6 separate regions of the Mus musculus genome follow, and regions 2, 3, 4, 5 and 6 are each linked to region 1. A link is a loop called in an ENCODE intact Hi-C map of the cell type or tissue named here. Cell type or tissue: gastrocnemius. All regions are shown on one strand.

Region 1 (4,000 bases):
TCCCAAACACGTTGAGAGGGCCCATGGAGAGACGAGAGGACCTACACTTTCAATTTGGGGACGTTTTTCCTATCAGAAGAGGCGTTTGGCAAGAAAGCCGCTCTGGAAACGCTACAGTCTCCTCCGCATTTCGTGGCCCTTCGCCTCAAACTCAGCCCTGGATTTAGTTCTTCCAGCGCCTACTTTTTATTGTCGTCCACGGGCGGCGAGGGCGCAAAAAATTCTGGACAAAGTGTAGATACCATGCCTTCTGAATTTGAACAATTGTTTGTGAGCGGAATTCAACAGTTCTCCAGCGCCTGCTGCGGCGTGGGGGTTGGGCGCAGCACTTTCACCTACCTCCTCTTCAGGTCACATCTGTTCTCCAGCCCCTGGCTCTGGGCCCCCTGCCTTGCCTATCCCACAGATGGGAATGTGCGCCTCTGAGGAAGGCTTTGTTACCCCCAGGGAGGTGGCTGGACAGCTCTGAAAGGAGAATTGCCGCGGCTGCCATTTACTGAGCACCCGGGCAGCACGGGGTCCTTGGAGCCTTGCAGAAAAAACCCTACGAGACCTTATTTCTATTTTAGATATAAGAGTTCCGGAGCCCAGGTGTCCCGATTAGAAAGTGGTAGATTCAGCATCTGGATAATTTCAAAGCTTCCTTCCTTCCTTAACCCTTGGGCGGTAACAGAGTGGTGATTCCCTCTACTCCACCCCCCCCCCCCCGCGTCCCCGCCATCCTTTACTGTTGATCTTTCTTCCCTGTGTCTATGTGTCCTCCCTTGGCACTAAGGTAGATAAGGTTTGCAGAAGAAACAGATGAGTGATGCAGTGATCACTGCCCTGCTACTTGTCTATTGACTGCTTCTGAGCTGATCCCAACTCATGACTGTGTCTGACATTCCTTTGGCCAATGTCTGCCAACTTAGTCCATCTTGCCCCATGTCCTAAGCTTCTCTAGCAATGCCTTTACTCCCTGATCCACCTGCTTCTGATGCCTTCTTTGCTCTTGCAGGGTAATTGCTAGTCAACACATGTTTAGATGGTGACATTATGCTAACAACACATCCACACCACCTTCACCATCCCTCCATCTCTCCCAGTCCCTACCTATAGAGCAATTGAAACTTTTCCAGAAAGCAAGTAACAGGGGAGGCTCTAAAAAGCACACCCACTGATGTGGCATCGTGGCACATGTGGCCAGCTGGAGAGGCCTCTGTCTAGGGGCCACTTCGCTTGCAGACAAAGTAACCCCAAGAACTGATTATGATAAGAACGGGCATTAATAAAAGCAGGAGGTGCTTTAGCGATCCTTTGTAGCTTCAAAACTCAACTCTGAGGTCATCACAAGCAGAACTTTTGGTGTCTTGCCATAACTGCCGCCCATAGGGCAAACTTTAGTGCTGATGGGTGTGAGAGACTCCCAGGTCTGCCCATCTCTAATGCCTCACCCACCTTTACCAAGGATAGGAAGACCCTTACTGCTTGAATTAAATGTAGGCAGAGGTTGGGATGAGATCATACTGGTGGCAGAGAGCCCCAGGAAAGATGGGACTAATCGATATTCAAGAAAAGCATAAAGGGGGCGGGGGGAATGGCTAGTTAGGTGGCAAAAGGCACACGAAAAAGAAGTTAGGTAGAATTTCCCAAATATGCTCCAAATTCTCCAGGCTGCTTCAGGTGTCCCCTCTGCAGAAGTAGTGGGTAGCCCCAAAGGGTTACAGATTCCTAGAAACAAAACACAGCAGAGCCTTCCTGGAATTTAGGGACAGGTTTTTCTTATGGAGCCTTTCCAAAGTATGTTGGGGAAGGGGTCCCCCAAACTGCACATGAACTATTATGCGGGATGCTGCTGCCACCTAGTGTCCAATCTCCATATCTGCTCCGGTGATTTAAGCTGAGGAAGAGCTAGGAAGAGCCTCTCCTCTTTCTGGGGTCAGCTTCCTCCAACCACGTTTGTTTCACTGGAGACAAAACCTAGTATATTCAGACCCAGGAAATATTACTTGAAAGTAAAGATAAAACTGTGGGGACCTAAGGTTTTAAAGGCCGTGTAAACTGGGATCCAGGCACACCTGGGCTTGCCTTTATTTGTTGTGTTGTCAGAGGCCCAGGTTTCCATGGATAAAATAGACTCAGGTTCCTGAATGGTATGTGCCTGTAACCCCAGCATAGGGAAAGTGGAAGCAGGAGGATCAGAAATCTAAGGTCATCTTCAGCTGTACAGGTACACAAGGCCAGCCTGGGCTACATGAGAGACTCCCTCTAGAATAAATAAATAAATAAACAAATAAATAAATAAATAGAAAACTGGCAAGGTAGAGGAGAGATTAGGTTATAATAAGAATGGCAATGACAGCCGGGCAGTGGTGGCACACTCCTTTAATCCCAGCACTTGGGAGGCAGAGGCAGGCAGATTTCTGAGTTCGAGGCCAGCCTGGTCTACAAAGTGAGTTCCAGGACAGCAAGGGCTACACAGAGAAACCCTATCTCAAAAAACAAAACAAAACAAAAGAACGGCAATGACTGATAGTCCCTGGGATTCATAGAAAGGGGAGAAACGATGGGTGCCCCCTCTCTGAATACAAAGGTTCTGGGGCTTCCAGAAAGGATGTCTGAATTGCTATAGAGTAATTCAGTTTCCTCCATACAAGAAGAAACTGGGACCTAACAAGCTTTCCTGAACTTTCCTGAGCCACTGAGCTGCAGATCCAAGAACAAGATGTGCCCTGGACTAGAGCCACTCTGTCCCAGCTTTACCCGCCATCGAATGCAATGGCTAGATCTAGGGTCCAGGAGATCAGGGTAGCAGGAAGCCCCCCTGACAGTGAAAACTACTACGGGCCCCCACTTTACCCTCCTTCAGACCAGCCCCTCTCCCCTCCCCTGCACAATCCTCCCACATTCCTCTAGGCAACAGGAAACCCCAGCTGCAGCCCAGACTTCAAACAGCTCCTCCCTCTGGGGCAGGGGGTGTGGGAGGAGAGGCCAGAGGCCACAGGGCAAAGGTCAGCTTTGTTCCTGCCAGAGGTGGTGAGGGACCTGGAGAAGACAGAGGGGGGTAGGGTAAGGTCCTTGACGGTCACACGGCATATGTGTAAATTCCTGTGTCCATCAGGGTGTACAAGGTCCTGGCTCTCTCCACCGAGTCTTGGGGGGTAAGTGTGTGTCCTTGGCTTGCCTTCGGTTATCTCTCTAACTGTAGGTCAGCACATTGTTGTCTGTCTGTGTGTGCTTAGCCTGGGACACCACTGATAATTCCGTAGGTGTTATCAAGTATAGTGATATGCTCAGTTCACGGGCCTGGTCAAAGCTATGTGTCCTAGAAGCGTGACCTAGTGTGGTTCCATGTGTTCAGAGTGGATGTCCTCCTGTCTCTTCTGTTATCCCTCCTCTACCCTAGTCACGAAGTGGAGGCTGAGCTTGTGCCTGGAATCCCAGCGCCGGTGTTCAGGAGGCTGGAGTTTGAAGCTAATGTAGATGACATATTTCCTAGCCAGCCTGAGGCATGCCCGCCACCTCACCCTAAGCCCCATCTCAAAAGCAAAACAAATCAGGGGCCGGAGGGTCACAGCCTTTCAGCTGGTCTCCTAGAAGACCAGAGTTTCTTGCCACTAATTGTGATTTCAGCTCGGGTGCAGGGTGGGCGTGGGGGAAACTTTGGTATCCACAGACACTGTACACACACACACACACACACACACACACAATTTTGAAAACCCCCCACAAAACTCTATTTTGCCTTCTAACGCTGTTGTCCAAGGGTTAGAATCCCAGCCAAGCACATGGCTGACCAGGACTTCAAATAATTCACCATCTCCATTTTTGGCACTAACCCACTGTCAGTGTAGTGCACTCCACTCATACCTAATTCGACTTTCCAGCAGCTTCATTTCCTGTCTCTGCATCCACTCAATTCTGTCTCTTGCTTTTTTTTCTCTTTTTTGGTTTTTCGAGACAGGGTTTCTCTTTATAGCCCTGGCTGTCCTGGAACTCACTTTGTAGACCAGGCTGGCCT
Region 2 (4,000 bases), 190 kb before region 1:
CTCTCCACACCAAGGCAGGGGAACCCTTGTATATTCCCAAGTGGATTCAATGTGCCAACTGCATTGAGCACACACTCAAGCAAAACCTTACCTGTTCATTAAGTCATCGGTCAGACATGTAGAAATCATTGATTGATTTTTACTTTTAGACGGAGTCTCAGGGTAGTCCAGGCTGCCCTTGAACTCACTACACAGCCAAGGATGGCATTAAACTTCAGATCCTCATCTCCATCTCCCAAGTGCTGGAATTGCAGGCGTGGACCAGCAAACCTGGTTTTATTATGGTATTAGGGATTGAACTGGGATTGATGTTCTAGGCAAGCACTTTCCCCGAGGGAGTGTGGGTGCCCTCAGATTCCCTGCAGCTGAATTATGTGATTGTGCTAGGTGCCCATCACAACTCCAGTCCTGTCACCCAGCCCACAGACACTGTTTATGTATGTAAGCTCACACACAGGGCCTGAGGCTACAGCAAAGCCTGGGGTTCAATCCCCATTTCTGTTGTTGTTGTTGTTTTAATAGCCCAGGCTGTGGTGGCGCAGCACTCCTTTAATCCCAGCACTCAGGAAGCAGAGGCAGGCAGATCTCTGAATTTCAGCACTCAGGAAGCAGAGGCAGGCAGATCTCTGAATTCCAGGCCAGCCTGATCTACAGAGTGAGTTCCAGGTCAGCCAGGATTACACAGAGAAACCCTGTCTTAAAAAAAGAAAGGAGAGAGAGAGAGAGAGAGAGAGAGAGAGAGAGAGAGAGAGAGAGAGAGAGAGAGAGAGAAAGAGAAAGAGAGAGAGAGAGGCAGGCATTGTCGCACAGTGGCTGATACCTAGAATTTTAACACTTAGGAGGCTGGGGCAAAAGGCTCACCAGTAGTTTGAGGCCAGCCTGGACTACAGAGACCCTGTCTCAAAATAAATAAATATCCACATAAACCAACTAACCACAGTCATGGATAATAAACCTGTGCGTGAACTCAGATGCACTACTTGAGGCAAGCATAAACGAACTCAGGTGAGTGCACACACTGGTACTCCAGGCCTATGTGCACACCTCACTCATGCGTGCATACACAGATGGGCAAGCAAGCAGCCATGGGCTAGGGAGAGGCTCCTTTGACTTGTCTCATGCCTCTGCATAAAAGCAAGTCAGGGATTTACCCAGTGCAGGAGGAAGCAATGGAGGAATCCACACAGCTTTCAAGATGCATTGTCCCCAGCCTCCCTGCTGAGGGTCCAAGTCTAGAACCTCCTCAGAGCTTCCCCCAAGTCTTCATTTGGCCCTGTGAGTATTTTCTGAAGAAAAAGAGCTCCCGACTTTGCCACTCGGCTCCAGTCTCCTTATCTCTGGGCCCAACCTCATAAGGTGCTGTGTTCTCTTGAGCATCACTAAGGTGTTTCTATTTTGACATCGGATGCCAGTTGGCTGTGTGGTGCTGGGCCCGCCGCAAAGCCCTTCTGTGCCTTTCCACATCTGTACAACAGGAACCAAAGGCTTTAAGTCTGTCCCGAGGAAGCCACTGACCCCTTTACAGATGTGCTCTACCCGGGTGTACATCTGGGAGCGTTATCAGCTGCAAAGACACCGACTGGAACACCACAGTGGAATGTCTGCACCTAGTATCAGGCTCAATGCCTTGCTGAATAAAGGCAGTTGAAGTCCAGACCGGAAAGCAGGGAGCTTTGAGCTGGAGCAGCTCCTGCCTGGGCAGCGTGGAAGCCTATACCTCCAAACCTTGTGTGTGTGTGTGTGTGTGTGTGTGTGTGTGTGTGTGTGAGAGAGAGAGAGAGAGAGAGAGAGAGAGAGAGAGAGAGAGAGAGAGAGAGAGAGAAAGAGGGTGAGTACTGGGTGGGGCACACACTAGGGCAGGGCGGGGGTGGCTGCTCCCTGGAGTGGAGTGGGAGGGTATCGCCATGCTGTCACACAGGAGAGCAATTCTACTTGGATTGCTCAGGCTGTTCAGGCTGTCTGTGTCCTTAAGCCCTGAAGAGCTTCCTCTGGGGCCCCACACCCTGGGCCTGGGGGAAGGGAGGCCCAGAAATTGCTCCCGATTCCATAATCTAGGTGAGAACTGGTTGCCAATCACCCTGAGCAGAACTTCAGGAAATGGTGCCAGGTTGCCCTGGTGGAAAGGTGGCCAGGAGGGGGCAGTGAGCAGCTGGCCGAGGCAGCCAGCCAGCACCATGGCTCAGGAGGCCTCTTAGATGTGCTTGCAATTATGCCTGCTCCTGTAGCTGTGTGCTGACTTGTGTCCTTGTTTTGCATAAGAGCAGAGCTCTGTACACAATGTCTAAGTGTGCTTTCTGGGCCTGGACTGTAGGCTACTTATTAGACAAATGCGTGTACGTGAACCCATGCATGTGTGAACAGGGCAGGATGTACCTGCTTGGAGCCCAGACGTAGGGAACCGGTGTTGTTCCCAAGTAGTCAAGGGCACAGGTTTCTTCTGCCCCAAAGGTCAAAGATGGCTGGGGCCTCAGTCAAGCTTGCTTGACTCCAAAGAACAAAAATACCCTCACCTGTTAGTGCAGCTGTAAAACTGAGCACTGGCAGGGTAGGTGCGGCAGGTAAGATCTCAGAGCGGAAACCTTAGACACTGGCACTCCTCAGCCTGCTGCGGGGTGGATCGTTGAGCAGCGTAAATGGCATAGCAGCAGGCAGGGTTAGGCAGCTCAAAGCACCTCTCTTGTCCACTGGGGACCTCGCACACTTCGCATGTGCTGCCTATAGCAGGTAGTGGGCACTCCGGTAAATGTCCATTTTTCCCTAGTTCCAGGAGGCGAACCGACTCGCACAGTGTCAGGGCTTTCTTCCCTGTGTGGCAGCAGTGGAGACAGCATCCAGGCACAGGCCTCTAGTTTCCCAGAACCACACTCCTTCCCTCCCGTTCCTCCAAGGGCGGCTCCGACACCATTTTGTCTTCTGCCAGGGCGGGCGTCTGGCTGCCTGTCAGTCACCAGCTCTGGCGGCCAAGTGCTGACTAAACACAGGCCGCGCGGGAGGGGAGCGAGGGGTTCTGTGCCCCCTCCCCGGCACCCCACCTCCAGCGATGAGCTCAGAGTGGCTGGCGCAGCACTTGCTGACAATTCAAAAACTTCTGCCCCCTCTCCCGCGATGCCCGTGGGTGACTCTGTGAACAGCAGGCGTGGTGACCCACGGCCCATGGCGCCCCCCTCACCAAACCCCCCGATTCTGCTCCCTGTCGTCTCCCCGGGCCACCCCACTGTGTCTACTGGGCCTGGATCTGGGTGTCTGCTCATAAATTACCCCTAGGGACAGTAACCCACAGCTGTGCTTCCAACAACCGTTGCTTCCTGGGTAGGTCATTTTGGGGGGTCAGAATGCAAACCCAGCCCCCTCAGTCTTCCTCAGGCAGGCAAGAGATGGGGCTTGGAGCAGTCCAAAACCTTTTTATCGGATTCCATTGTGAACGGTTCTATTTAAGGTAAGTTGCTTGGGTCTGTGAGGCAGACAAGATGCCGGCCAGATGTTGGAAGGCGGCATCAGCATTCAGTGTGCGCCTCTCCTGCCTGGTGCAAGGAGCTGTGGGCAGCCAGCTCTAGGGCTGTCCTCACAGAAGGGGACCTGTGCCTACAAACTAGCCAGAGGCCTCCTGCCTTTGAAGCCCACCCATGCTGGACCCCTTACAGAGTCCCTCACCCACCTGTGGCCTGCAGAGTTGCTTACCTTCTCCCACGAAACACACACACACACACACACACACACACACACACACAGACACCAAAGGTGACTGAGTGACTACAAAGACTTTATCAAATGATTGAAAAGGTTGGCATTTAAAGTATTCATGCGCGTACATAAGAGTTACATGGAATCTTCAGGTTATTGGGAGTACAAATGGGGTACACACAATAAACCCGGCAGGGAAGCAAATGAAACCAGACTTGAAACAACAACAATTTGGCTGTCCTAGCCAGGCATGGCTGAGGCAGGGGTCAGGAGGTCAAGGCCATCTTCAACTATATAGTAAGGTCAAGGCCTGCAGATC
Region 3 (4,000 bases), 240 kb before region 1:
GACTCAGGAGCTGGTTATGAACCGAGAACCACAGAAACAGAGAAAGATCAAGTTGCACAGAAATTCAACTAGAAACTCGGTTCTTGCTTCTAACAGAACTCTCAGGCAGGCGGCCCCCTTGTGGCCTGAGTTTCCCCATCCCTATAATGAGAGGAGAGGTGCATACTAAGGGCTCTTTCAGTATTGAGCATCTTTGCAGCAATGACAAAGTTTGAATAGCTGGAAGACAGAGGAGATGCCTTTGGTGGGTGGGTGGTGGGAGCCAGCTCACACTCACTCACCGTTTGGATAGTGGCTGGATCTACACTCAGTTCCTGTAGCCACCGCACCAGGTTCTGGTCCTTTGGGAGAGTGGCTGTCAAAAAGGCAGGTGATGAGGGAGGGCAAAGGTGTTCTCTGTGGCCTTACCTTCACCATTTCCCAGTCAAGTCGGCTCACCTGGGGTCTCTGAAGCTGGGGCATACTTCCTGGTCTCTGCATGCACCCGATGCAGGGCCTGTTGCACCAGCGCCTGGCACTCACGTTCCTTCTCAGCCAGAAGGTCCCGAAGCCTGTGGGAAGGTAGGGGTGGTAGAATGGAAGGGCCTGCAGATTGGAGCCTCTGCAGCTTATCCGGGTGATTCCAAAAGGCTTCACCTGTCAGTCTCGGCTCGCAAAAGGCCCAACTCCACCATCAACGATGGGGGTCCCTGCTCTGGTGGGAGCTGGCTCTGCAGCGCCTGGCTCTCCTGAGGTTTCTGCTGGGACTCCTCTTTACTCGACTCTTCTGACCTCGGTAAGACCGCTTTCTTCTCCGACTCTACCAATTTGAGTAGACTGAGCTCCAGGTGGGCGCCGCGCCCGTTTAGGACCCCAGACGGTCAGGGAGAAGGGAGAGCCGCGAAGTACCAATTTTATGTTCGCCACGCCCCCAGGGCCACGCACCCCGCCCCGGCCGGCCGGCGGGATCCAACCCCACCTACCCGCGTCCAGCACCGCCATCGCCGCCCGGACTGCACGGCTGAGCAGCGAGTCCAACACGAACATCCAGTGTGGGCGGATCTGGCGTCTGCGGAGGATCTGCTTCACCTGGGGAGGGAAGGAAGGCGCGGTTGAGACAGTTGAATCTCAAACAGAGGTGGGGCTTGAGTTGCAAAGCCCTAGAAAGTCGGCTGCAGTCTAAAAGAGGTGGGCGGACTTGGGGTCAAGGGTGGGACAGGGAAGCCAGGACTGGACATGCGTCTTCCTGGAAATCATAGAATCCTGGAACATCAAGATCTTGCTCGCGACCTGTTATTGCATAGCCCTAACTTCGAGATAGCTTCCTCACCGCGTCTGGAAAGGCGAAGAGCGGCCCCTTCAAAAGCGCAGGGCCCAGGCTCTGGGCCCGCAGCTGAGCTTGCAGGGTCCGCAGCTCCTGGGCCAGCTGCCGGCGGTTAGGAGTGTGGATTTGTGCCCCAAGGCACCGAAGCAGAAGTTCCACATGAATCTTGCTGAGTCGAGAGTCCTAAAAAGAGGGGACGTCCGTGGATGTTCGCATCCGCAGTCAACAGAGATGCTCGCCGGTGGACTATAAATTCTTATCCCAGCTCGACCACCAGGGGGCGCTGGGGCGGGCCGCCCACCTGTTCCTGTTCCAGGAGATTCTCTGCTAGTGTGGGCACCTCCTGTTCCAGCACCGCAGCCAGCATGGCCCGGCGCTTGCTCTCCTGGTGCAGCAGACTCAGGCCTGAACTCTCTTCTGGGGACGCGGGTTCCTCGGCAGCGGGCTCCTCGGGCACACTGGGCACAATGAGGGGCATTAGATGGAGGGTGGGCAACACCATGCAACCAACCACCTATGTTGCAGGGTTTGAATCTTGGCTCTTTTATGCCTACTTCACGGGGATAATAGAAATTAAGCCCATCTGGGGGTTGGCAGAGTGAATGCTACCGGCATCTGGGAGAGGGCAGGAGGTAGTAGATACGGTCCTTGGAAGTGGTCAAGGTGTTTGCGACCCAGGGAGGCCTTTTTTTCTGGAGGAAATTAATACAACGGCAAAAAAAAGATGAAGAGAACCCACTCCAGGACCCTAGGCGCTCACCGGAGCTGACTGGTGTCCCCATAACTAAGGCAGCGCTTTGGGGGGCTGGGTGGGTGCTGAGAGGGTGCCTGGGGCCTTGGGAATGTCTGAGACTGTGTGGCTGAGTCAGCTGAAGGACTGGAAGGACCGGAAGGGGCGCCTGAGGGAGGAACAAGCTGTTAGTCTTTTCGCCTCATCAACCCCTCTCCCCTTCACTAGGTTGTCCCCCTCCACCCTCATAGCACCTGAGGGCCGGGGAGTATGCCGAGGAGAGCCCGGGCTGCGGCTCCTCTTTCCTGGCTGAAGGAAGGGGTCTCCCAGCAGCTCTTGGGCACTGGCTCGGAGGCGGGGATCTGGCTCAAAAGTTCGGAGGAGGAAGGCTTGGGCCTCAGCTGACAGGGAACCGGGCACGGGTGGATGTACCTTGTACATGCCCACCTGCGGAGGTGGGGCAGATGGGATAGATAACCCCACGATCAGATCAGAGGTGCTGAAGGCCCCATCTGGCTCCGCCCACCCTCCATAGGCCATACCCCAGAGAGACTCGCCTGAAACATCGCAGCCTGAGGGCTCCCTAGTTCATGGAAGGGCGGTCGACCTGTTGCCATCTCGATTACAGTGCAGCCCAGAGACCAGATGTCAGCTGCCTTCCCATATCCTCGCGGGCCCTGGTCGATGATTTCCGGGGCCATATACTGCAGAGTCCCTAGACCACAAATAGGAACAACGATGCCAGGTAGGCATCAAGTCTCCATCATCCACTGGCCATGTGCACACCTAGGCCCCGTCACCTGCCAAGCTTCCGTCCTTCATTCTAGGCTGCATATCGTTCAACCATCAGGAGGGTTCTGGCTTGTACGTGACGCTACATCGTCCTCCCTTCAAATTCTACCAACCCGTCTCACACCCCCAACACAAGCGGCCTTGCATCCGTTTTTGATGCTGAGGTCTTTCTCATTAGTTACCCAACCTTGGAGTATAGATTTTACCAGCGGTTCCTGGATCCAGTCACCTGTCTCCAGCCAGATTCCTTCCATTCACCATTAAAACTGTAATTCAAGGGCTGGTGAGATGGCTCATCGGGTAAGAACACTGACTGCTCTTCCGAAGGTCCCTGAGTCCAATTCCCAGCAACCACATGGTGGCTCACAACCACCCTTAATGAGATCTGACACCCTCTTCTGGTGTGTCTGAAGACAGCTACAATGTACTTATTTATAATAATAAGTAAATCTTTGGGCCAGAGCAGTCAGGGACTGAGCAAGCTGGGCCGACTAGAGAGAGCAGAGGTCCTAAATTCAATTCCCAACAACCACATGAAGGCTCACAACCATCTATACAGCTACAGTGTACTCATATACATAAAATAAATAAATCTTTAAAATTGTAACTCTGTGCCAAGAAAAAACCTCCATTCCCCAGAAGTCTCCAAGAGCTTGACATCCTCACCCCACCCCCACCCCCCATTACCTGTGAAAGTCTCCGTGCACGGTGTGATGCCTGCCAGCCGCTTAGAGGTGCCAAAGTCAGAAATCTTGAGCAGCCCACTGAAGGTGTTGATCAGAACATTGTCTCCCTGATTGAAGAGGACACTGGGATTGGGCTCTGCTATAAACCAGACCCCCCCATCCCGAGACCCCCAAATCTCCTGATATTACATCCTGAGCCTCTATGAGTGTAAAGGAGCTCATGTCTGATCTTCCACAGATGTGACTTTTTCGCCTTTAAGGGACCTCTTTGATAGGTCCCCCACCCTCTGCCAAAGTGTGCTCTCTCCCACCATTACTGTCAGCTTCAGTTTGGTACTGTGTCTCCACACACCCGGAGCAGCCACAGGGCTGACCTTGATGTCTCTGTGAACGATACGGTTCTCATGGAGGTAGCTGAGTCCTTGTAGGATCTGACGTGTATAGAAGCTAATAGTGCTCTCGTTGTCCTTTAGGGGTCCCCACACTGAC
Region 4 (4,000 bases), 200 kb before region 1:
AGGAGTTCTGCACACCTGAGAAGATAACAAAGCAAGGAGGGAAGGCCAGGGGAAGGTTAGTCGGTCATTTGTGACCGGTCAGGAAGCCCATTTATGGATGAAATGGCTAAAAGGAGAGTTCTGAAGGGAGCTTGCCCATAGGAGCCTGCAGCAGGAGAGCCCCATCTAGCCTGGTCCCACAAAGGCAGAGCCTCCTGTGACCACTCTTCATTTTCTTTGTGCCCTCCTGTGTTTCCCTGACATCCTCTACTGGCCAGATACACCACTGACAGCCAATATACAGCCCCGTGCTGCTAACGGGCCAACTGCCCCCAGCAGTCCCCAGCCGTTTAGACATGAAAAAACAGCTTCAGAGAGCCTAACAGGGCCTCAAAGTCACAGGGTTCGGAAGCGTGGATTAGGCTTGGAGGCCTGACCTCCTCCACCAGCTGAACTCCCCATATCCCGCCCAAACCCTGCCAGTCTCCAGCCCATGCTCTGTCATCTCTGTGAGGCTATGACGCATTCCCTGACTCCTGGCCTCCTTCCTTTCCTCAGCCTCAGACCGACATCCGACCCCTGACTCCCATCACCCTCCTAAAGTCTTGAACATTCCAGAGACGATCAAAGGGAGAAAGGACAGTACTGGTGCCTAGGGTTAGATCTGATGGGGCATTTCCCTAGGGATGGCGCAGGCAGGTCTAGTAAAGAGCAAGTTTTCTTTCTGCCCCACCCCCTGGGGTACCTAAGCCGGTGCTCAGGAAGGCTGCTCTGAGCACGGAGCTGCCGAGTCCTTCTGCTTCCAAGTTCTTCCCGGCTCCCTATCTCCTGCTGCTTCGGGGAAGTGACCACCCCCGCCCCCCCCCAGCCCTCGCTCTGGCTTTTCAGATCCTTGAATAAATAATTGAGGTTTTGAAATCTTGCCAGGCGCACCCTCCCATGCAGAGAGGACGCTATTGGGTCCACATGAGTGACGTCACCCAGCTCCTTATTCCAACCCCAACATCACGGGACCTGTCCTGACAGCAACTTACCTGCTGGGTCGCTGTCCAGTCAGACTTCCTACCCTGTTCCCTCACTCTGGGGCCCACACACAAGTCATTTGGTCTTTACTTCAGGACCCCACAGCTCTCATTTAGCTTCGTCACCTCAGTCCTTTATAGCACTTAACAGGGTCACAGTGACCTGAAGTTCCTTCACCTGCACACTCATCTCCAAAGCCTTGTCACCACTTCTGTTACCCTAGGGTCCCCGAGCTCCATCATGCTGCAGTCATCCTGACAATGCTGTGGCTGTCCTGAGGAGGCCTACACCCCGCTACCGTCAACGTCCCACAGCCGCCATCCTCCAAGATCCTGTCACCGTGCTCATATCGTCACAGCCACCCACCTCCCTGCTCCCTCGTGCTCCTGTCACCGTCGCCTCGGGGCCCTATCAGAGGCAGAGCCTGTCATCCTCACCGGGGACGCCCATTTCGCTCCATCACCTGTCTTATGTCAGCTCGTTTCTGCCACCGAAGGTACTCATCACCCCCGCAGACTATCCCAATCCCTTGACCTCTTCCCACATCCTCTGTGACCTCCCCGAGTCTCTTTTAAGGCTCTCCCACTAGTGTCCCCAAAACCCCCGACCCGCAGAGGGCGCCGCGTCAAGGACAGAGAGCCGGCTCCGGAGGGGGCGGGGCCGCGGCCACGGTCACTTTTTATGAATGGGGGAGCGGGCGGCGCGAGGCCTCATTACTATGCCGCGCAGCACGCGCTGCGCTCCAGCGCGCAGCGCCCATTGGCCTGCTGGGCTTCTGGCGTCACCAAACCGGTGGCCGGGGGCGGGGCGGGGCGGGGTGACTCACGCCGCGTCTCCCGCGGCCGCGGGGGCTTCTTGGGGTCCGCGCACACCTTGCTCTGCCAGAACCTGAGTGGAGGCGCCCCGCGGCCCGGCCGCACCCGGTCCTGAGCCACCGGTGAGTAGTGGGCCCTGCCGCGGGTACCCGGAGTCTGGGAGGACACAGCGTGCAGGGGCGCCGGGCCGGCGGAAGGCTGCTTGCCCCTGCTCAGGGTCGGGGGGTCGTACCTGGGACTCTGGATGTGCAGAGTCTGCATAAGCAGGCAGCTCCCCAAGTGTTCGGGTGCTCTCGAGTGGTATGATGGGGTGACCCGGCAAAGGGTGAGCATTCCTGCGGGACCTGAGGCCCTAGAGGGACGGGCGGTCATCTGAGGTTGGGAGAACAGGAGGCGTCTGGGGCGGGCACCTAGACGTCCGAGTAGCGGGTGGTGTCTTATTTGGGGCTTCGGCTATCCAAGGCAGGAGGCGGAGTCAGGCCCAAGATCCAGGTGTCCGGGCAGAAGGAGGGGTCTGACTCAGGAATCCGGCTTTCACCAGGGGGTGTCTGCTACGGAGACCCAGTGGTTAGGAGGAAGAAGGGGGCAGTGTGTGTGGGGTGTCTGTCCGGAGTCAGAAGTCTGGGAGAGTGTAGGGGAAATGAGTTCCCAGGTGTTACCCTGGGAATGTCGAGTGGGGGCTGGCAAGAAGCTGCACCGGCTTTGCCTGGGGGCGGAGCTTGAGGCTGGCAGTGCCCATGAATCGTGAGGGGTCTGGGAGCTTCAGGAACCAAGTCATCGTGTCTGGTGGGAGGGAGCTGACTGCTCTTCTTCTTGACGTGTTTCCCTCCCCTATTCATGAGCCTATTGAGGGCACACCTTGAATCCTGTGCTTCCCCTATTCACTTATGGTAAGCTTTGATTCACTTCTTTGACCACGTGTGGCCAAGAGGTCTTCAGGACTTAGAGGAATGGAGGGGAGGGTGAAGGGACACAGAAAAGGGATCACCGAGAAAAAGGGACCCCTGTTTAGAGGCCTGGAGGCATCAGAGGACAAAAACCACAGGACATGAATTGGGGGTGTGGGGTGTGCAGGACATCCGTACCCTACCTGTTATCCTGACAGCTTTCTTTTCTCGAAGGGCCTCCTGTCAGGATACGGGCCTGCCAGCATCTCATAGGACCTTTCTTCTACAGGTACCATGATGTGGGGAGCAGGAAGCTCTATGGCCTGGTTCTCAGCTGGCTCAGGCAGTGTGAACGTGAGCAGCGTGGACCCAGTAGAGGAACCCACAGGCCCAGCTACACTGCTGCCCTCTCCCAGGGCCTGGGATGTGGTGCTGTGCATCTCAGGCACCCTGGTGTCCTGCGAGAACGCGCTGGTGGTGGCCATCATTGTGGGCACTCCTGCCTTCCGCGCCCCCATGTTCCTGCTGGTGGGTAGCTTGGCCGTAGCAGACCTGCTGGCAGGCCTGGGCCTGGTCCTGCACTTTGCGGCTGACTTCTGCATTGGCTCACCAGAGATGAGCTTGATGCTGGTCGGCGTGCTAGCAATGGCCTTCACTGCCAGCATCGGCAGCCTGCTGGCCATTACCGTTGACCGCTACCTTTCCCTGTACAATGCTCTCACTTACTACTCAGAGACAACGGTAACTCGGACTTATGTGATGCTGGCCTTGGTGTGGGTGGGTGCCCTGGGCCTGGGGCTGGTTCCCGTGCTGGCCTGGAACTGCCGGGATGGCCTGACCACGTGTGGTGTGGTCTATCCACTCTCCAAGAACCATCTGGTGGTTCTGGCCATCGCCTTCTTCATGGTGTTTGGCATCATGTTGCAGCTCTATGCCCAGATCTGCCGCATCGTCTGCCGCCATGCCCAGCAGATCGCCCTCCAACGACACCTGCTGCCTGCCTCTCACTACGTGGCCACCCGCAAGGGCATCGCCACATTGGCTGTGGTGCTTGGCGCCTTTGCTGCCTGTTGGTTGCCCTTCACTGTCTACTGCCTCCTGGGAGATGCCGACTCTCCCCGTCTCTACACCTATCTTACCCTGCTCCCAGCCACCTACAACTCCATGATCAACCCTGTCATCTACGCCTTTCGCAACCAAGATGTGCAGAAGGTGCTGTGGGCCATCTGCTGCTGCTGTTCCACTTCCAAGATTCCATTCCGGTCCCGGTCCCCTAGTGATGTCTAGTTTCATCCT
Region 5 (4,000 bases), 280 kb before region 1:
TGGCCCAGAGCTTGCTGGCTTTATCTGGACACTTGGAGCTTTTGTCTGCTCCTGAAAGGGAGGCTAGAACTATGAGGCTGGGCATCTGAGACCGTGCCCTGGGGACTAGGGGACACAGCCTGTGTTCTCAGACACTCCCACCCCAAACCCCACCCTTGCTTTGTTTATACCCTTTGGACTTACATCCAGAGGGTCTCTCTCCAAAACCCCCTCTGACTGTCAACAGTGTGAGAGGCCTATATTATGGATGAATGGACTTAGGATTTGCTAGTCGGCGTCCAAGAAGTTTTGGAGAGATAGATACAAGAGATGGCCCTACACCAGTGAGATAATAATGACCTCGTGGATACTGTCGTGCCACATTGGAGGGACCCAGACAGCACTGATGTTGGTTTTTTGTTGTTGTTGTTGTTCTGTTTTGTTTTTGTTTTTTGAGACAGGGTTTTATTGTGTAGCCCTGGCTGTCTTAGAACTCACTCTGTAGACCAGGCTAGCCTTAAAATCTCAAGAGATCTGCCTGCCTCTGCCTCCCAGGTGCTGGGATTGAAAGTGCACCACCATGCCCAGCAGCTGATGCTGGGTTTTCGTACAATCATGACTGGTATATGCAGCTTGGAAGTGGGAACTCATTTGCTTAGGAGAGTTCTGAGTCGAGGGTAGCCCCTTGACTGTGAGGAACTGAGTAGTCCCAGGCCTCACCCTTTCCCTCCAGCCTTTCCCTCAGCCTCAGTCTCCCTCCTGACCTCCCGTCCTTTGCCCCTCACCAGCAATGCTCAGTACATTGTCAGCGGCTCTGATGACGGCTCCTTCTTCATCTGGGAAAAGGAGACCACCAACCTCGTCCGAGTGCTGCAGGGGGATGAGTCCATTGTCAACTGCTTGCAGCCCCATCCCAGCTACTGCTTCCTGGCCACCAGTGGCATCGACCCTGTTGTGCGACTGTGGAACCCACGACCAGAGGTGAGGCCACAAGGAGCATAGGGCCTGCTTGGAGCTGGGCTTCAGTGCCAGGGAAGGGAGGGCAGCCGTACAGGCTAGAGACTGCCAGGAAAGATAAGCCGCAAAGTGGGAGCCCCAGGCCCTAGGAAGCTCTAATGCAGTGGACGTTTCTGGGGTGAGATTGGCTTTTGCATTCTTGGGGCGTATCCTTGAACTAGCCTTGAAGGCGAAATGCCCGTATACCAAGAGCAGGTGTGCAAGGGGAGGAACAGAACTAGACCAGCCTCGTGTGGGAACACCTCAGGCTTCATATGCTACTGCGAGGGGTCCTGCAGAAGCTGTTAAAGGATTGGGGGTGGGGGGTGCGTAGACTTTGGAGTTGATTGCTTTGCAATCTTGGGCACAGAGCACTTAGGCCAGTGTGGCCTCCTCTGCTCTCAATGCCAATGGGCAGGTAAGCCTTCCAGAGACAGCTAGCAGACTGAAGTCCACATGGTGGGTCTCAATAAATCCAGGACCGGTTTGCTGTAACTTTTATAAAGAGGACCCCTTTCCCTGGGGGAGAAAGTGTAAAGGGATGTTAGAGGTGGGGGACAGCCCAGCCCAGGTGAGGCACCCCCTGGCTTGTATTCCTGCAGCCACGCTTCTCCCCATGTGCCTAACCTTAGATACCCCAGTGTGCTCTTCTTACATGGCCTCATATATTATATCCCAGTGTGTGCCTCCCTCCTTAGCCCCTATGCATATGCCACAGCACTTGTGCCTCCCTCATGCCTGTCCCTCCACCCTGGTCCCTCCACCCTGAGCTCACTAGACCTGCCTTTTCTTGACAGAGTGAAGACCTCACAGGCCGAGTTGTGGAAGATATGGAGGGTGCATCTCAGGCCAACCAGCGGCGCATGAATGCCAACCCCCTGGAGGCGATGCTGCTGGACATGGGCTATCGGATCACAGGCCTGAGCAGCGGGGGCGCCGGGGCCTCTGATGACGAGGACAGCGCAGAGGGCCAGGTGCAGTGCCGGCCCAGCTAGACCCTCCTGGCCCCAGTACCCAGCCCTGTGCAGGAGATCAGAGGGCTGGGCTCTGTTTTGGTTTGTCTTTCCCACCCCCATTTTTCATTCTCCCCCCCCCCCTGTTTTGTTTGTTAGTTTGACTTTGTGGGTGGGGATTGCTGCAACTTGCTGGCTTTCTGACTCTCGGGCTGATTGTCCCTTGACTGTCCCCAGCCCCAGCAGAAAAGTAGGAGGGGAAGCCCCTCCGTATGCCCTTACCTCCTGCTTCGGTGTCTCTGGAAGGCTCTGGCCCTTCTCAAAATCCTTCAGCCTCCAGTGGAGAGGCAAGAGCTGAAGCTGTCTTTACGGACTGCCCAGCCCCTCCGCGGGCAACAGAAAGGGAGTGGAACTCCCTGCTGGCCGAGGCTTGCCTGGCCTGTTGTTGCCACTCTCCTGACTCCCGGGCTAGCTCCCCTGTGGTCTTTCCGGAAGGTCCCTCCACAGCCACCAGTGTTCGGGTGGAAGCATAGGAAACAGGATCCCGCAGTGGCAAGGTCAGGCCACCTGCCTGGGGGCAGTGGAGCTTCCTCCCCCGCTCCTGGCCTGTCCTAGGCTGTCTCGCTGTCTCTGAGGGCCTTGCCTTTCCTACAGTGTGACGGGGTGGGGTCCCTCCCTCCCCACCCACCTGCCCATTCGAGTCCTTACGCGCCATGGCCGCTCTCCTGGGGCGCTTCTCGGCCTCACTGTGACCTTTCTGCCAGAGCTCCCCGCCAGGCCTACCCTGCTGAGGTGGCTCTTCCTAAGGACCCTTTGCACCCTCTCCGCCCTCCTTCCCACCCACATGCTGAGCCGCCACAAAGACCAAAGAAGTGATGGCTTTTCTCTGTCCCCTGCTGCTCTGGGGGGAGGGGTTGGGAAAGTCCTTAGCTCAGCCATCCCCCCTCAGCAGCCCCGAGCTTTACACTGGACACAGCGGCCACTCCACCACCAAGCCTCCCTCTCCCTCTGGCCCCTTGGTTCCTGCTCTGGAGCCGGGAGTTGGTTCATGCCAGCCTCCCCCAGCCCTGTGTGCTTCCTCTGGGCGGCAGCCCTCCAGCTGCAGCCTCTGGGGAGAAGCAGCCTCCCTTCCCTCCCTCCCTCCATCCCTCCCTCTCTCTCCTGTCCTCTCTCCCTCCCTCACCCCTGTCTCTGCCAGGTGCCTCCTCTCAGTCTAGCTTCTGAGCAGCCCTGGAGACTGGAGGGCCATGTTAAAAGCTTTTTCACAGTTTTAAGGAGACGAGGGGGGTGAGGCTAGTGGTGGGGGGTCTGGCACCATCTCATTGCTTTAATCTCAGCGACACAGGTGGCAGCTTCTCCCCCTTCCTGCCCACCCCAGGTCCTCTTCCCACCCTCTCTCCTAGCTTGGTAATGAAGTGTATTTATTGGTGAAGGAAACAGCTGCTCTGCTGCTTCTCCTGCTGCTGGGACTTGCTCCCCTGTCTCTTCCTCATGACCTTTCTCAAGCCAGGGAGGGGTAGCGAGAGTGTTGAGCTGGGCCCTGGGGCACAAGAACTAGCCAGGGTCCCTTTGCTTTCCTGTGTTCAAGCCACCTGCCATCCCCCCTGTCCATCCTCCTGTCTCCCGCCCGCCTGCCTAGCCTGGACCCTGCAGTGTGGAGAGACACATAAGCCTTACTGTCCTCTGGGGCAGGAGCCGAGCCTTTTGTTGCTCTGCTCCCAGGAGAGTGAGGGTGACACAATTGATTAAAACCATTTTGTTCTAGCTGTGACTGGTGGCATTTGTTGGGGCCCTCCCCACCATGGCTCTGTGACATGGAGCAACCACACCTCTGCTGAGCAGAGTGAGACCTGCCTTGCATGGGTCGTTCAACCCAGCAGGCCTGGTACAAAGCCCACGGCCGGCCGATAGCTGTGATTGGACATCATCAGCTTTTACTCTCGGGCTTTCTCCCCTTGGAAATGAAGGATTTCAAATCTTGGTAGTTTTCAGATTCTTTAAACTGGAACCCAAGGCAGGTGCACATCCCGTCCTATGATCCACGGTGTGCACGGTTCTTATGTATTACAAGA
Region 6 (4,000 bases), 290 kb before region 1:
ATAATACAAAAATCTCAACAAAACACACACATACAATGCATGTATGCATGTGCACGCACACACACACACACACACACACACACACACACAAACAAAAAACCCTCCCTCCTGACCTCAACCCAGTTGTGAATCCCAGATGGTAGAGGTTGGGCCAGAGGGGCTTCTTAGAGGGCAGCTAGTGTTCCAAAGGCAGCTTCTATCTGAGAGGCTGCCAAACATACCCAGATTGAAGTTTGTCCTTCTGCCCCAGCCCTGGGGTAAGGGTCCAGAGGCTAGCTGCCTCTGAGTATTGACTTGGTCTCCCATGCAGATAATCCGTCCCATTACAGTAGTTCCCATTACAGTACATCCCTGCCTCTGTTCTCTTCCCACCCCTCTGTTGTCTCGTCCTTGAGACAGACTTTTCCCATAGGAGGAAGTAGAGTGGTCACAAGATTAGTTCAGTGCAGATGAAGGTGGCACCAGTGGCTGTCACCCGAACCCCAGCATTTGGTTGGTAATGGCTTTCCTGCCGCTCCTTTACTGGCTCAAAGCACTTGGAATTATGCATATTCTTTCATGGTAATAGATAATGGCCCAAGCTCAGCATGAAAGTGGCCCCATCTCCTAGATGGCAGTGAGGTGCCAGGGTCCACAAAACCATGCGTGGCCCTTGGGTAGGGCTACTAATCTTTAAGTGGTCTGACTTGGCTCTCCTTCCCTCGCAGCCCCCAGGTGGAGCTGCCCCCATACCTGGAGCGTGTGAAGCAGCAGGCCAATGAAGCCTTCGCCTGCCAGCAGTGGACCCAGGCCATCCAGCTCTACAGCCAGGCTGTGCAGAAGGCCCCGCACAACGCTATGCTCTATGGCAACCGAGCTGCCGCCTACATGAAGCGCAAGTGGTGAGTGGGAACCGCAGGGGTTTCTCGGTCAGAACAAGGGCTGAAGCACCTGGGCCATGAGACCAAGTTGCTAGGGCATCCACAGAAGGTGGCATTGGCATCCCAGCTCTTGGGGCCTCTTGAACATAGGCCCCCTCCTTTCTACCTAAGGCTGAGGTAGCACAAGACATTTAGTGTGTGGGAGGGAGATTCACACGTTGCTTTGTTATAAGGTGTGAATGGAAGTAGGGATTAAGAGGGGTGGTGATACTAATTACTGGAGAGTTGAGGCTTGGGTTGGACTTTTGAGAGAAGAGTGGGACCTTGATAGATCCGACTGCAGAGCTTGGAGAGCTCATTTGTACCTTTATAAAATGAGTCTGAGGCTGAATGGCCCTGCAATCTGCTTTCTGGGTTCTTACACCCATCACTGGACCACATACGAGCTAGACCTCAGACATACACTGGCCTGTGATAATGGGATAGGCAGGTCAGGATCCTAAGATGCCCCACATCTGCAGAGATCATCAGTGTCCCAGCCCTGCCTGCAGCACCATCAGACAGGCAGGCAGGCAGACCCCATCCCCCAGCCAGGGCCAAGACTAGAGATGGATAGAGCTGGGCCCACAGCCATTTCTGCTCCGTCTGGCATCCGTCGGCTCTGCCCAGACAGACAGGCCAGCTGGTGTGCCATCGTCTGGCTGAAACTAGGCAGGCCTGGGGAAGCTTAAGGAACCCACTCAAGTCAGCAGGATGGGAGTGGGGGAGATGCCACACACAGAGCAGTTAGCTGAAGCCTCGGGACTTTCCCCAGGGATCAAGGGGCACCCACATTCAAAAGAGGACTATCTGGGGCCCAGCCATCTGAGTTGTGTCACCTCTGTTACACTGGTTGGGTAGGGTGTGACAACCCCTTCATCTTGACTTGGCTGAGAGCTCAGCTTCGTGTCTGTATTTTTGCTGAGAGAAGTTGGTGATTTCTGAATTCACAGCTTGTTTTCTGAGTTCCCACTGTGTGCTAGGTACTGGGGAGACAGAGTTCTATCACTCTGAGTCCCTGTGCCCCAGAGTGCCCAGCCACTGAACGAGAATAAACTCTCTGGCATAGTTCGGCATGAAATAGGAAAGATGCAGGAAGCAGTAAGTCTTGGAAATGGTCAGGTATAGTGCTGTGGGTTACCAAGAAGAGTTGAGTCACCTCAGCTCAGGATCAGGGAAGCCTCAGAAAGATGTCGTGTCTGAATGGGCTCTAAATGTGGGCAGCTCAGACAAGGAGATGAGGGGGAGGAGAGGACTGTGGGGAAGGACACTGCAGGGAGAGGAAATGGTGTGAACAAAGGCGTGGGGGCGGGGGACTGACTGAAGAGCCTGCCTCAGAACAGCAAATCCATTTGGCTGGAGCAGAGGGTTCTGGAAAGGACTGGCAGGGGATGAGTCTGTGAGGTAGCCTGGGGCTTGCCTGGAAAGGGCTTGGAATGCAGAGGGTGGCATTTGGCCTTGATTCAGTGTGTGATGGGCAGCTACTGGAGAGCTTTGAGCGAGGACGTGCAGAGGGCTGTCTTTTCAGGGAGATTGATCTGGCAGTACATCTAGGATGGGTGAGCCCTGGGGCCAGCCTGCTCTTTTTTTTTCCCCATCCCCACATGCCTGCCAGTGACCCCTAGAATGTCACGTTCTGTCCCAGGCCAGCCTCCCCAGGGCTACCATCTGCTCCTGGAAACAGACCACCCTCTGGTTCCTGGCTGGTCTCTGGTCTGGCTCTTGCTAGGAGCTCAGAAAGGGGCACCTTGCAGGCAGTAACTGGGTTTCCAAACAGCGCCTGCTCCTTCGTCATAGGCACTCGTTCTGACGCAGAGCACACCATCAAAGCAGCTCTGCTTCCTGCCTGCCCCACATTGCTTAGCTGTCGGTTAGAGTCTTAAGTGGCTACTCCAAGGGCTGGGTGCTCCTCCTGACTGTATGGCGAGAGAGGTCAGGAGACACCTGTGACCTGTGCCCTTGGTGAAGGGACCCTTGGCATTAGTGAGTGCTGCTTGCTGTAAGCATAGTAGACCCACCCCAGCCCAGTAGGAAGCGGGGAGGTTCAATCCCCAGCATTGAAAATACAAACATTTACAGGTTTCTAAAGGGGAAAGTGACTCTCATTGCTGCTTGGCTGTACAGATGAGAAACCAAATTGGGTTTCTGGCAACAGGGAGGTGGGCCTGGAAAAGAGGGCGTCTCCCTCTACCCCTCCAACAGAAAGCCTACACTCCCCTTTATCCATACTTGTCCATTGGAGAAAAGAGTAGAGAGGATTTGGAGCTCCTGGTGTGCACAGCCCCCTCACCATCAGCTTCCAGAGAGCTGACTTTGCCAGACAGTCAGGCCCCATCCTCCAGCCCCAGGAGGTGGAGGCCACAGCTGCTGCAGATCAGTCAGCCAGGACAGAGGGGGGTCTGGCTGAGGGCATGCTGGTCAGACCCTGAGTCCCTGGCCTAACACTTCTGGCTTCTCCAGGCCACAGAACTGTCCTTGAGGGCCCCCTGCCTTGGACATAGCTTTGAAGACCAGCAGGGGGATTTGAGGAGGTGGATGAAGGAAAAGAGAAGGAGGGCTTGGGGAGTCTGCGGTGGGCAGGATGCCAGGCCTTCTGCTGCAGAGCTGCGGGTGCCTGAGGTGAACAGTGCACAGTTGCAGCCTACGCCCAGCAGAGGGCAGCCCGACACTGCTCTTTACTCGCCAAGCCTCAGGCTCCTGGCTTGAGCCTCAGCTTACTCCTGCTCCCAGGGAGGGAGCAGTGGGCTTCGCCAAGGCTTCATCTCCTTATCTCCTCACCCTGAGGGTTGTCAGAGATGGCCTAGAAGTAGCCACAGAAGATGGTGGGAACCTTGTATCTGCCACAGGGCCTCTCTCACCTCTAAGCTATGTTCCTGTACCTTCTCAGGGACGGGGACCACTATGATGCCCTCCGGGACTGCCTCAAGGCCATCTCCCTAAACCCTTGCCACCTGAAGGCACACTTCCGTCTGGCCCGGTGCCTCTTTGAACTGAAGTATGTGGCCGAGGCTCTGGAGTGCCTGGATGACTTCAAAGGGAAGTTCCCAGAGCAGGCCCACAGCAGTGCATGTGACGCATTAGGCCGGGACATCACAGCTGCC

The links. A loop is a pair of places that touch in the nucleus more often than their neighbours do. Peaks named below come from ENCODE experiments on the same cell type or tissue, not always from the same donor. Only the 100,000 strongest peaks of a DNase experiment are listed, where the experiment ranks them.
Region 2: it touches region 1 in a loop (3-fold over the local background); 21 of 42 quality-filtered maps call a loop at or near these places.
Region 3: it touches region 1 in a loop (11-fold over the local background); 7 of 42 quality-filtered maps call a loop at or near these places.
Region 4: it touches region 1 in a loop (5-fold over the local background); 20 of 42 quality-filtered maps call a loop at or near these places.
Region 5: it touches region 1 in a loop (4-fold over the local background); 28 of 42 quality-filtered maps call a loop at or near these places.
Region 6: it touches region 1 in a loop (10-fold over the local background); 29 of 42 quality-filtered maps call a loop at or near these places.

What each region holds. Positions count from the first base shown.
Region 1 is chr4:133,007,168-133,011,167 of GRCm38, reverse strand. It overlaps Gm36599 (a long non-coding RNA gene), which reads left to right and starts at 3,016. Exons shown (of 3, transcript XR_390813.3): 1 at 3,016-3,140. In gastrocnemius, a CTCF peak has its summit at 1,841 (motif pointing left); DNase peaks (open chromatin) are centred at 325, 1,828 and 2,967; H3K4me3 peaks cover 548 bases; H3K27ac peaks cover 541 bases.
Region 2 is chr4:133,199,496-133,203,495 of GRCm38, reverse strand. It overlaps a transcript of Wasf2 not described here. Among named protein-coding and RNA genes, the nearest start is that of Mir7017, 5.8 kb to the right of the region's middle. In gastrocnemius, a CTCF peak has its summit at 2,128 (motif pointing right); DNase peaks (open chromatin) are centred at 2,135 and 2,973; H3K4me3 peaks cover 516 bases; H3K27ac peaks cover 1,948 bases.
Region 3 is chr4:133,248,410-133,252,409 of GRCm38, reverse strand. It overlaps Map3k6 (mitogen-activated protein kinase kinase kinase 6), which reads right to left. Exons shown (of 29, transcript NM_016693.5): 17 at 3,886-4,000; 18 at 3,513-3,618; 19 at 2,591-2,748; 20 at 2,288-2,480; 21 at 2,064-2,202; 22 at 1,605-1,761; 23 at 1,310-1,486; 24 at 963-1,068; 25 at 637-799; 26 at 439-551; 27 at 282-355; 28 at 1-10. Among named protein-coding and RNA genes, the nearest start is that of Map3k6, 9.6 kb to the right of the region's middle. In gastrocnemius, no CTCF peak of the experiment used is centred here; DNase peaks (open chromatin) are centred at 963 and 1,593; H3K4me3 peaks cover 1,032 bases; H3K27ac peaks cover 788 bases.
Region 4 is chr4:133,210,358-133,214,357 of GRCm38, reverse strand. It overlaps Gpr3 (G-protein coupled receptor 3), which reads left to right and starts at 1,822. Exons shown (of 2, transcript NM_008154.3): 1 at 1,822-1,939; 2 at 2,994-4,000. The coding sequence starts at 2,999. The coding sequence ends at 3,991. In gastrocnemius, a CTCF peak has its summit at 1,603 (motif pointing right); DNase peaks (open chromatin) are centred at 2,232, 2,512, 3,320, 3,616 and 2 more places; H3K4me3 peaks cover 1,312 bases; H3K27ac peaks cover 273 bases.
Region 5 is chr4:133,292,158-133,296,157 of GRCm38, reverse strand. Wdtc1 (WD and tetratricopeptide repeats 1) reads left to right here. Exons shown (of 16, transcript NM_199306.4): 15 at 768-960; 16 at 1,773-3,692. The coding sequence ends at 1,970. Among named protein-coding and RNA genes, the nearest start is that of Tmem222, 16 kb to the right of the region's middle. In gastrocnemius, no CTCF peak of the experiment used is centred here; DNase peaks (open chromatin) are centred at 1,874 and 2,829.
Region 6 is chr4:133,297,442-133,301,441 of GRCm38, reverse strand. Wdtc1 (WD and tetratricopeptide repeats 1) reads left to right here. Exons shown (of 16, transcript NM_199306.4): 12 at 708-881; 13 at 3,787-4,000. Among named protein-coding and RNA genes, the nearest start is that of Tmem222, 22 kb to the right of the region's middle. In gastrocnemius, no CTCF peak of the experiment used is centred here; DNase peaks (open chromatin) are centred at 792, 1,499, 2,363 and 3,511; H3K27ac peaks cover 2,345 bases.